Regions from separate parts of the Homo sapiens genome. Here all the other regions are linked to region 1. Evidence: chromatin contacts called from ENCODE Hi-C or POLR2A ChIA-PET data. All regions are on one chromosome and are shown on one strand. Each heading gives the region's core, a stretch centred on a gene start or an enhancer-like site at or near the end of the contact. The rest is flanking DNA. Distances are from core to core; before and after follow the strand shown. Region 1 holds the start of DDR1 (discoidin domain receptor tyrosine kinase 1). Region 2 holds the start of PSORS1C1 (psoriasis susceptibility 1 candidate 1). Region 3 holds the start of C6orf136 (chromosome 6 open reading frame 136).

Region 1 (2,598 bases), core at 36-2,535:
CAAGCAGGGTATGTTTTTATCTACTGTGAGGTTCCTGGGGCGGAGATGTGCAGTGGAGCGAGAACTTCCTGTGACCGTGACATTGTCTAGGTGGTGAGCAGGTGTGGGGGTGTGGAGAGAGGTGAGGGGCTGAGGTAGTGCTGAGTGGGGAAAAAGCACCTCCCACCACAAGCTGTTCTGTCCCGCTCCATCCTCTGCCCAGTAGCTCTCTCAGTTGCTTTGCCTACTCAGTCTCACTGTTTCATCTTCCCTGGGTCTCTTGGTCCCCTTCCTTTTGACTGTGTGTGATTTTCAGTGTGCCTCCATCCTTCTCCTGCTCCTCTTCTTCCTCCTCCCGACCACTCAACTTTGTCCTGGCCTCATTTTTGGCCTCTTCTGGCCAGTGATCAGACCCTCTGGCCCACTACGGCCAGAGCTGGCTGGGCCTGAGGGAGGCTTGCCCTGAGGACTCCTGAGTCCCCCTCCCACTCCACTCCGTTGGGAGCCCAGGGGAATCAGGGCCTGGGCGTCTGGACCCCCGGGTCCCTTAGAACGCCCTTCAGAGAGAGGAACTGAGAGGAGAAGGAGAAGAGAGTGGGCCCGCCTTCAGGGTCTGGGGCCTTCCAGGTTGGGTCGTAGGGGCGGGAGCGCACAGGCTGCGAGAGAGGAGCAAAGGTTGGTGGAGGGAGAAGAGCAGTCTGGGGCCTGGCTGGACAGGTGAGCCCTGAGACCTGAGCTCTGCTCCCTTCTCTGGGCTAACTCCCGCAGCTGGGCTGGGCCGAGCCTGTGGGAACCTGCTTCTTCCTCTGTGCCCTGGGGCTGCTCCCCTTTGCCTCTCCCACCAGGAACCGATCCCAGAAGTAGGAGGGGCGTCTTCCCCTCGTGGGCCCTGAGCGGGACTGCAGCCAGCCCCCTGGGGCGCCAGCTTTGGAGGTTCTCGTTTGGGGAAGCGGGGGTGGGCTGCGAGTGGGTGGAGGGGGCTGGGCGCGGAGCCGGCCGGAGGCAGCGGCGCGGGCGGCTGGGCGGCCTGGGAGCGCCCAGGCGGGCTTGGCGGGCGGGTTACCTGGGGGAGGCCGGGCCGGGCGCTAGCGCGCGGGGTGGGCGTGGCGGGCGCGGGGCCTGGAGCTCGGCGCCGGGCGTGGGAGCCACTGGGACTACTGGGTCCGGGAGGGGGAAGGGAGGGCTGCGAGCCCGAACGCGCGGCGAGAAGGCCGAGGGGAGGGAGGGGAGCGAGGAGCGGGAGGAGGAAGGGAGGGAGCCGAGGCGAGGGGGAGGCGGCGCCTGGGCCCGAGCCGCCCCAGCCCTGGCTCCTCTCCCCGGAACAGGCCCCCGACAGCTGCTCTCGGGAGCCGCCTCCCGACACCCGAGCCCCGCCGGCGCCTCCCGCTCCCGGCTCCCGGCTCCTGGCTCCCTCCGCCTCCCCCGCCCCTCGCCCCGCCGCCGAAGAGGCCCCGCTCCCGGGTCGGACGCCTGGGTCTGCCGGGAAGAGCGATGAGAGGTAGGGAGAGCGGCGGCGGAACCCGCGGGCGGAGGCCTGGGGCTCTTGGGGTGGGGGCGCGCGGCGGCGCCTGCAGGGCGAGGGGCGGGGGAGGCAGGACGTCCCGAGCCATGCTTGGTCGTCCAGCTCTTCTAAGCCTCCCTGCCCGCCTCCCCGATGCTCTGGCATACCGTCTGAAAACCGGGGGCGGGGACTGGGTGGAGGTGAAGCCCGTGACCTCCCAGAAAGAGTTTTGAGCCTCCAGCCTTGAGGCAAGTCCCCTCTCACTCAGTGCGGAGGAACTGAGCCCCGGGAGGAGGTGCTCCTGTGCAGCCCCACTGAGTCAGCTCATCTATCGCCTGCCCTCCACCTGGCCAGTCCCTGCGGGCATCTAACTGCTAAGCCTCCGCTCAGCCAACACCCAGTTGGTCAGTCTGGTCACAGTCCAGCAAAAAGAGGGACTGCCACTCTAACCCACCAGTGACACCACTCTTCCCGGCTGGATGGTCAATTAGCTCTGGCATGAGAGAATGTCACTGCCGGTGAGCGCCAGCTTCAGGGTCCCACCCCCCCATGCCTGGCTCTTGGCTGAACATTTCTTCCCAGCGCTTCCAGCAGCCAGAGGCAGGCGCCCAAGCTCGCTGGCTGTTGCTGAGGGCCTGTAGGTGTGTCCAGGACTGAGTGGTGTGGTGGAGACAGGTGAAAGGGGAGTGAGTGGAAAGGCAGGGAAAGGCTGTTGTCCTTATTGCCACTCTTCCCACCCAGCGCCCACCTGTTCCCTGCCCCCTCGACGTCCCTCTGGCTTGGTCACCCATGTGTGTTAGAGGCTGGGCCCCAGTTCTCTGGGGATCCTGTGCCCAAGGGCCCGGGTGTGTGTGTCTCATGCTGTCTTTTGGTCACAGGAGCATGTGGTGTCTGTCATTTCATGTTCACAGGTGTCTGAAGGTGGCTATTCACTGAGCGATGGGGTTGGACTTGAAGGAATGCCAAGGTGTGGACGGGTTGATGTATGCATGAGCTTCTGTGTTTGCTCTGTCTCAGAAACTCTGTGAGGGTTGTCAGGGACACTGAGAGGTGGGTGTGTGCATGCCACATTTAGCCTCGCTGTTTACAGCCAGTTCAGTAAGTTTGTGTGTTTCACC
Region 2 (2,598 bases), core at 26-2,525, 230 kb after region 1:
TGCCATGTAACCTAATTCCTACGTTCCAGGGATTAGGATGTGGACATCTTTGATGGTGTTGGGGTTGAAGACATCATTCTGCCTGCTACTGGTGGTCAGATGTGCCATAGAGTATAAGAAACCTTGGGAGAAAGTGGCTATTTCCAAGTAACAGTAGAGGAGAGCCTTTAAATGCTGCTGTCAAATGGCCAGGACTTGATCCTTGTTGAAGCTGGGCGATGAGAATGTAGAGATTCATTAACAGTTTGTTGGCTTTTAAATATGTTTGCAAATTTTATTATAAAAATGCAATGGCTTTGTTCTCTCCATGGCTTCCGGGAGGCCCCAGGAGTAGGCTTCCCTGGCTGCCCAAGGTCTAAACATGAGCTGTTGGCTGATTCTACTGCTGTGTCCTCCCCACCTGCCCCTGCTGGCTTAACCACTGGAGGAGTGAAGAGCTCCTCTCCAGAACTGGCAGTGGATGGAGCCCAGAGGCCTTTTTGGATGACATGCATGAGTTTTACACAAGCTTTTAATTTGGAGCACAGCAGGAGACTCGAGGAAACACCACATCAGAGAGCCTTCTCTCCCTGCAATTCCCATTCATGAAGCATCTGAGGACCTCGATTCCTGCCATTGGCTGCAGATCAGGGGCCAGATGCTGGACCAAGGGTGATTCAATCCCTTTCTGGTCAATGTAATACATTTTTGCTGATTCCAGACTTGGAGTTTCAACAGTTCTAAATTCAGGACCAGACAGCACCACCCTGATAGGAGGGAATGGGTTAAGTGCTACAGTAGGGGTGAATTCCTTTGCAGCCAAGCAGAGGCTCTGAGAGGTGGCCTGGGGTGGGGGGTGGGGCTCCTACAGGGACAAGCACAATCCACTCTGCCCTCCTTGGGATGCGGGAACTTCGTCCGCCTCAGCCTCTCCCTGCCTGTCTCAGGACTTAAGTCGCATGGACCCCACCACACACTCCACTTTCTCTCTCTTCTCCAGTGGAAGCGACTCCTCTTTCCCACTGGGGCACTCTGCCTTCTCAGCCCTCACCTGAGAGCCATGTTGCTCACACTCTCACTCTGGACCCCAGCAGAGCAGGGAGTGTGAAGATGGAGAGACCACCGGCAGCTCTGTTCTGCCACAGGCTGGGCCTCTTGATCTAGGCCAGTGAGTCACCCTGCTTGGCTGCACTCCCTGCCCTGCTCCCATCCTCTCAGTCCTTTACTCTCTCCACCCCCAGCTCCAGGAACAACGCCCAACTGGCCTCCTACTCAGCTGACAGGAATCTGGTTGGAGTTGTTGTGTCCCAGCCTTCCCAAGCTTCCAGGTGTCCCAGAAACCCAGGAAATCGAGACTCATGACTCCCAGAGAGGATGGCATCTAGAAGGTGAGGAATGCTAATGGTGGAAGAAAAGGAGTTTGGGTGGGGAGGGGAGGGGAGGGGAGGGAGAGGAAACACTGAGGGCCCTAAATAAGGGGAAGGGGGACCCCACGGTGAATGAGGAATGGGAAGAGAATGGATTTCCTGGAGCAATGAGAGAGGAGGGAAATGGCGGAAGGATCTGGGAGGCCAGGCAATCTCTGCTTTCAGTTCAACAAATATTTATTGTCTTCCTCCTCTGTGGGAGCAGCTGGAAGGTAGAAGAGAAACACAGCCCGCTTTTGAAGGAAAATGAGGAACACAGAGACCTCTAGAGGCGTAGGAAGAGCACCACCCAGACTCTCAGAGGAGACCCAGGACTCCAAGAAGGCAAAAAGTCTGCACCTAGTCCCCACAGTTTACTGAGCCATCTGTCCAGGATCCAGGGACAGCAGGGAGCCTGCTTCAACCTCTGAGGGTGCCCCAGTGTCTCCCTCACCCAGGGAATCATCTGAGCACTGAGGGAAGTGGCCACAGGAAGGGGCTGAGATAAGGGCCTTGAGAGGCAATGGGTGTGTTGGGGACGGTGATCTAGGAGGGCGTGGTGAGCTCTGTAATGGAGGGTGGGGTGGAATTGGGAGCGAGAGCCCAGTGGCATATTGGGTGGGTTGACTAGATGTCGAAGAAAGGTCAGTGAAAAGTGGCCACTGTTTCCAGATGATGGTTTGACTTTGCTTTATTTGGTAAAGGGGAAGAGGAAGGTATAACTTCTTCAGGCGTCAGAGGTGCTCTGAGAGCATTTCAGGGGTTTCCCAGTTGAGAAGCTGATGGGGGTGTTACTCAATGGACCATTTCCACACAGTAGAGGGAATTGTAAGGGGTGGTGATCTGGCTGAGGGGCACTGTGGTGGAATGGGAATTTAAACAGTAGGAGAGAATCAAGAGAGGAGCTTTGAATCTACCATTTTGAGAAGAGGAAGGAGGAAGGGGTGATAAGAGAGAGTCTGCAACCTTGGGGTAGTGGAGAAAGCAGAACCACTCTTTTGGGAAGGAGGGAAACTGAGCTAACCCTATGCCTGGGCACTGGACTTCTCCCATATGGGATATAGTGTATGTGCTTGTTTGTGCCCAAGGCATGCACACACACAACAGTTGACTTCTTATGGACTGTTGAGTAACTCTCCTTGGGGTAGGAAAACTTCAGGGTCAGCTAGCTGGGGCCCCAGAGGCTTCACTTGGGCTAGGATATCCCGGATGG
Region 3 (2,598 bases), core at 51-2,550, 240 kb before region 1:
TCCATACCCACCCATCTTTCATCCAGTAGCCTCCTCCCCATCATCTCCCATTTCTTCTACAGGGGGACTCCCCCAGGTCTGGTAGCCCAAAGCTGCTGCTACAGCCGCCATGGGGGGGTGAATTCCTCATCCCCCAATACAGGTAAGTATTCACTCCTCCCTACCCTCAAATCAAGTAGGCCACATTCACTGTCTACTCCTGCCTTCCCATTCACATGCCTGATATTTCCACAGGCAACCAAGACTCCAAGCAGGGAGAACAGGAAACAAAGAATAGGTGAGGTCTAAACCCCTCCCCTAACAGCCTCCCACCACCATCTGACTCCCTTCCTAACATCATTCTCAGTCACTTCCTACTCTTAAATCTTATTGTATGAACTGGACACCAGCTCCTCCCACAATTCCTTCTACCTTACATCCTGCAAGCCCCTTTCCCCCACAGGTTCAACTCTGGTACTTCCCTTTGGAATACGGATTCTCTGAGAGGTTTTAAATTTGGACATAGCACTAATGGTTCCAGCTTCATACCCATCATGTGTCCTACATTAAAACCTGGCCCGAGACCTTGAAGAGTCTGTAATCTTAATTTCCTCTTTAGTATTCCTATAACCCACTCTCCATCTCCCCACCTACCAGGTCTGCCAGTGAGGAGCAGGCCTTGTCACAGGATGGGTCTGGGGAGAAGCCCATGCACACAGCTCCTCCACAGGCCCCGGCCCCGCCAGCCCAGTCCTGGACAGTGGGTGGGGACATACTCAACGCCAGGTTCATTCGAAACCTGCAGGAACGTCGCAGCACCAGGCCTTGGTGACCGCAGCCCCGTCAAACATCTTCAAAGTATTATTTCTCCCTCACTACAGGAAAGAGCCAAAGCCCAACCCTCATAATAGATGGATACATTCATTCATTCATTCATTCAGCAGGCTTATCAGATTCAAGTCATTTGTATCTTTTAACCAGACCAATAAAAGTATTTATTTTTATCACAAGAGCTGTTGAAAAATTTGACTCATTATTTCAGCCGCCTCACCCCTCACTGTCGTTGCACCCATTCAGCCTTCAGCCCTGTTTTTGCTCAGCTTTTTGCTCAAAGGCCTCAGCTGTGAATACAGCGCTTGGGGGGGCGGGGGAGGCTGTAACTTGCGCAAGCGCACTCAGGCAGTCTCCGAGCCCGCGGGCGCAGGCGCGCTTACAGCCGACAGAGCGCTTCAGCCGCTTCCCTCGAGCCTGCAGTGCGCAAGCGCGGGACATCTCCGTTTCCCTCCCTCAGCCCCTTCCCCCCCTACCCCCCCGCCCCGGCCTCCTTTCCCCTTCACGAAGCCGGCTCTGGGGCGCGCTCACCCCTGTGAGGAGGCCGGAGGTCGGACTCAGGAGGCTCCTTCTCCACTCCCGGAAGATCATGTACCAGCCCAGCCGGGGTGCGGCCCGGCGTCTCGGCCCTTGCCTGCGCGCCTACCAGGCTCGACCCCAGGTGAGCGGAGGAGAAGAGGGAGGGAGGAGAGGGGGCGGGGAGAGACCCTCCTCAAAGCCGGTGCGTGGGGCGGAGCGCGCGCTGGGTTCCGCGCAGGCGCAGAGACACCCGCCGCCCCTTCCCACCTGTGCCCTGCAGCGCGTGGACAGGCTAGGGGTCGCGGGAGCGGGAGGGAGGCGCTGCCGGGCCTGTCGCGCAAGGACGTCGGTCCTCCCAGGTTTGAGGGCGGTCAGGCGGGGTCAAGGCCAGGCAGCGGGGCGCGTCTGCGTTGCGCCCGACTCTCCGCGGTTACCTGTGCCTAGAGGTGATTTGAAGGGCAGGGGCCGAGAGATTCGTAGCCCTGCTGCGGCGCCGTCCCGGAGTTCCCCGGCCCAGACCAGACCCGCGGGGCGCCCTCAGCAGCCCGCCCGTCTTGCACTCGGAGAGCGGTCCTGGCAGGAAGGCCGGCCAGTGTGCACCCGGTTCGGGCCCCTGCGCCCGGGCTGGCAAGATGGCCACGCCCCCAGCAGAGACGGCGCCTCTAGGACACCATCGGGGACCGAGGTACCCGAGCGGTCCGCCCGCCTTCCCTGCAGTGAGACGATCCCCTGGGGGGTTCCTTGGGAGCGGAGGGACTCGGGTGAGGCCTAACTTTGGGTGACCTCCCCTTGCAGTTTCAACGTCGGTAAACCCAGGAGAGTGAAGGCCAGCCTTTAACTGTCTCCTGAGGTTGTGTCTGTCATTAGAGGGGCCCGAAATGATAATAGCTTCCATTTATGTACTGCTTTCTAGGTCGCTACGTTTTGTTTACATTCATTATTTCATATAGGCCTCATAACCCAGTGAGGCTTTATTGTTCTCATTTATAGGACATTTGTAGGAAGCGGAGGCATAGGGAATGAGAATGCCTAAAGTTACATGATAGAATTCAGATTCCTAGCTTCAGCTGGATATTCTTTTTTCTCTGTACATTTGCCTCGCACACTTAATCATGGAGATGTACAGGCCACAGCATTTAATCCACAGTACAATAAAACCTGTTATTCGTTAACTCATCAAGTATGTATTACATGATTCTTGCGATAAGAGAGGTGAAACTGCCCCCAGTGTTGGAATCTTTTTTTTTTTTTTTTTGAAATGGAGTCTTG

The links. Hi-C counts contacts between places; a loop is a spot of excess contacts on that map. ChIA-PET counts read pairs that join two places held with the same protein, here RNA polymerase II (POLR2A). Pooled maps may share reads with other maps.
Region 2: POLR2A ChIA-PET joins it to region 1 with 11 read pairs in MCF 10A. The contact joins the promoter of PSORS1C1 here to the promoter of DDR1 in region 1. A Hi-C loop is called at or near these places in 1 of 50 pooled maps. POLR2A ChIA-PET finds 5 or more read pairs at or near these places in 2 of 52 experiments (MCF 10A and endothelial cell of umbilical vein).
Region 3: a pooled map shows a loop between it and region 1 (4-fold over the local background). The contact joins the promoter of C6orf136 here to the promoter of DDR1 in region 1. A Hi-C loop is called at or near these places in 6 of 50 pooled maps. POLR2A ChIA-PET finds 5 or more read pairs at or near these places in 3 of 52 experiments (H1, activated B cell and activated CD4-positive, alpha-beta T cell).

What each region holds. Positions count from the first base shown.
Region 1 is chr6:30,883,234-30,885,831 of GRCh38, forward strand. DDR1 (discoidin domain receptor tyrosine kinase 1) reads left to right here and starts at 1,286. Exons shown (of 18, transcript NM_001297654.2): 1 at 1,286-1,477. RefSeq lists enhancers at 821-1,594, 1,664-2,171.
Region 2 is chr6:31,113,525-31,116,122 of GRCh38, forward strand. It overlaps PSORS1C1 (psoriasis susceptibility 1 candidate 1), which reads left to right and starts at 1,276. Exons shown (of 6, transcript NM_014068.3): 1 at 1,276-1,367. CDSN (corneodesmosin) reads right to left here. Exons shown (of 2, transcript NM_001264.5): 2 at 1,563-2,598. The coding sequence ends at 2,501.
Region 3 is chr6:30,645,833-30,648,430 of GRCh38, forward strand. C6orf136 (chromosome 6 open reading frame 136) reads left to right here and starts at 1,301. Exons shown (of 6, transcript NM_001161376.2): 1 at 1,301-2,014. The coding sequence starts at 1,400. It overlaps ATAT1 (alpha tubulin acetyltransferase 1), which reads left to right. Exons shown (of 13, transcript NM_001413067.1): 11 at 63-142; 12 at 235-277; 13 at 637-989. The coding sequence ends at 811.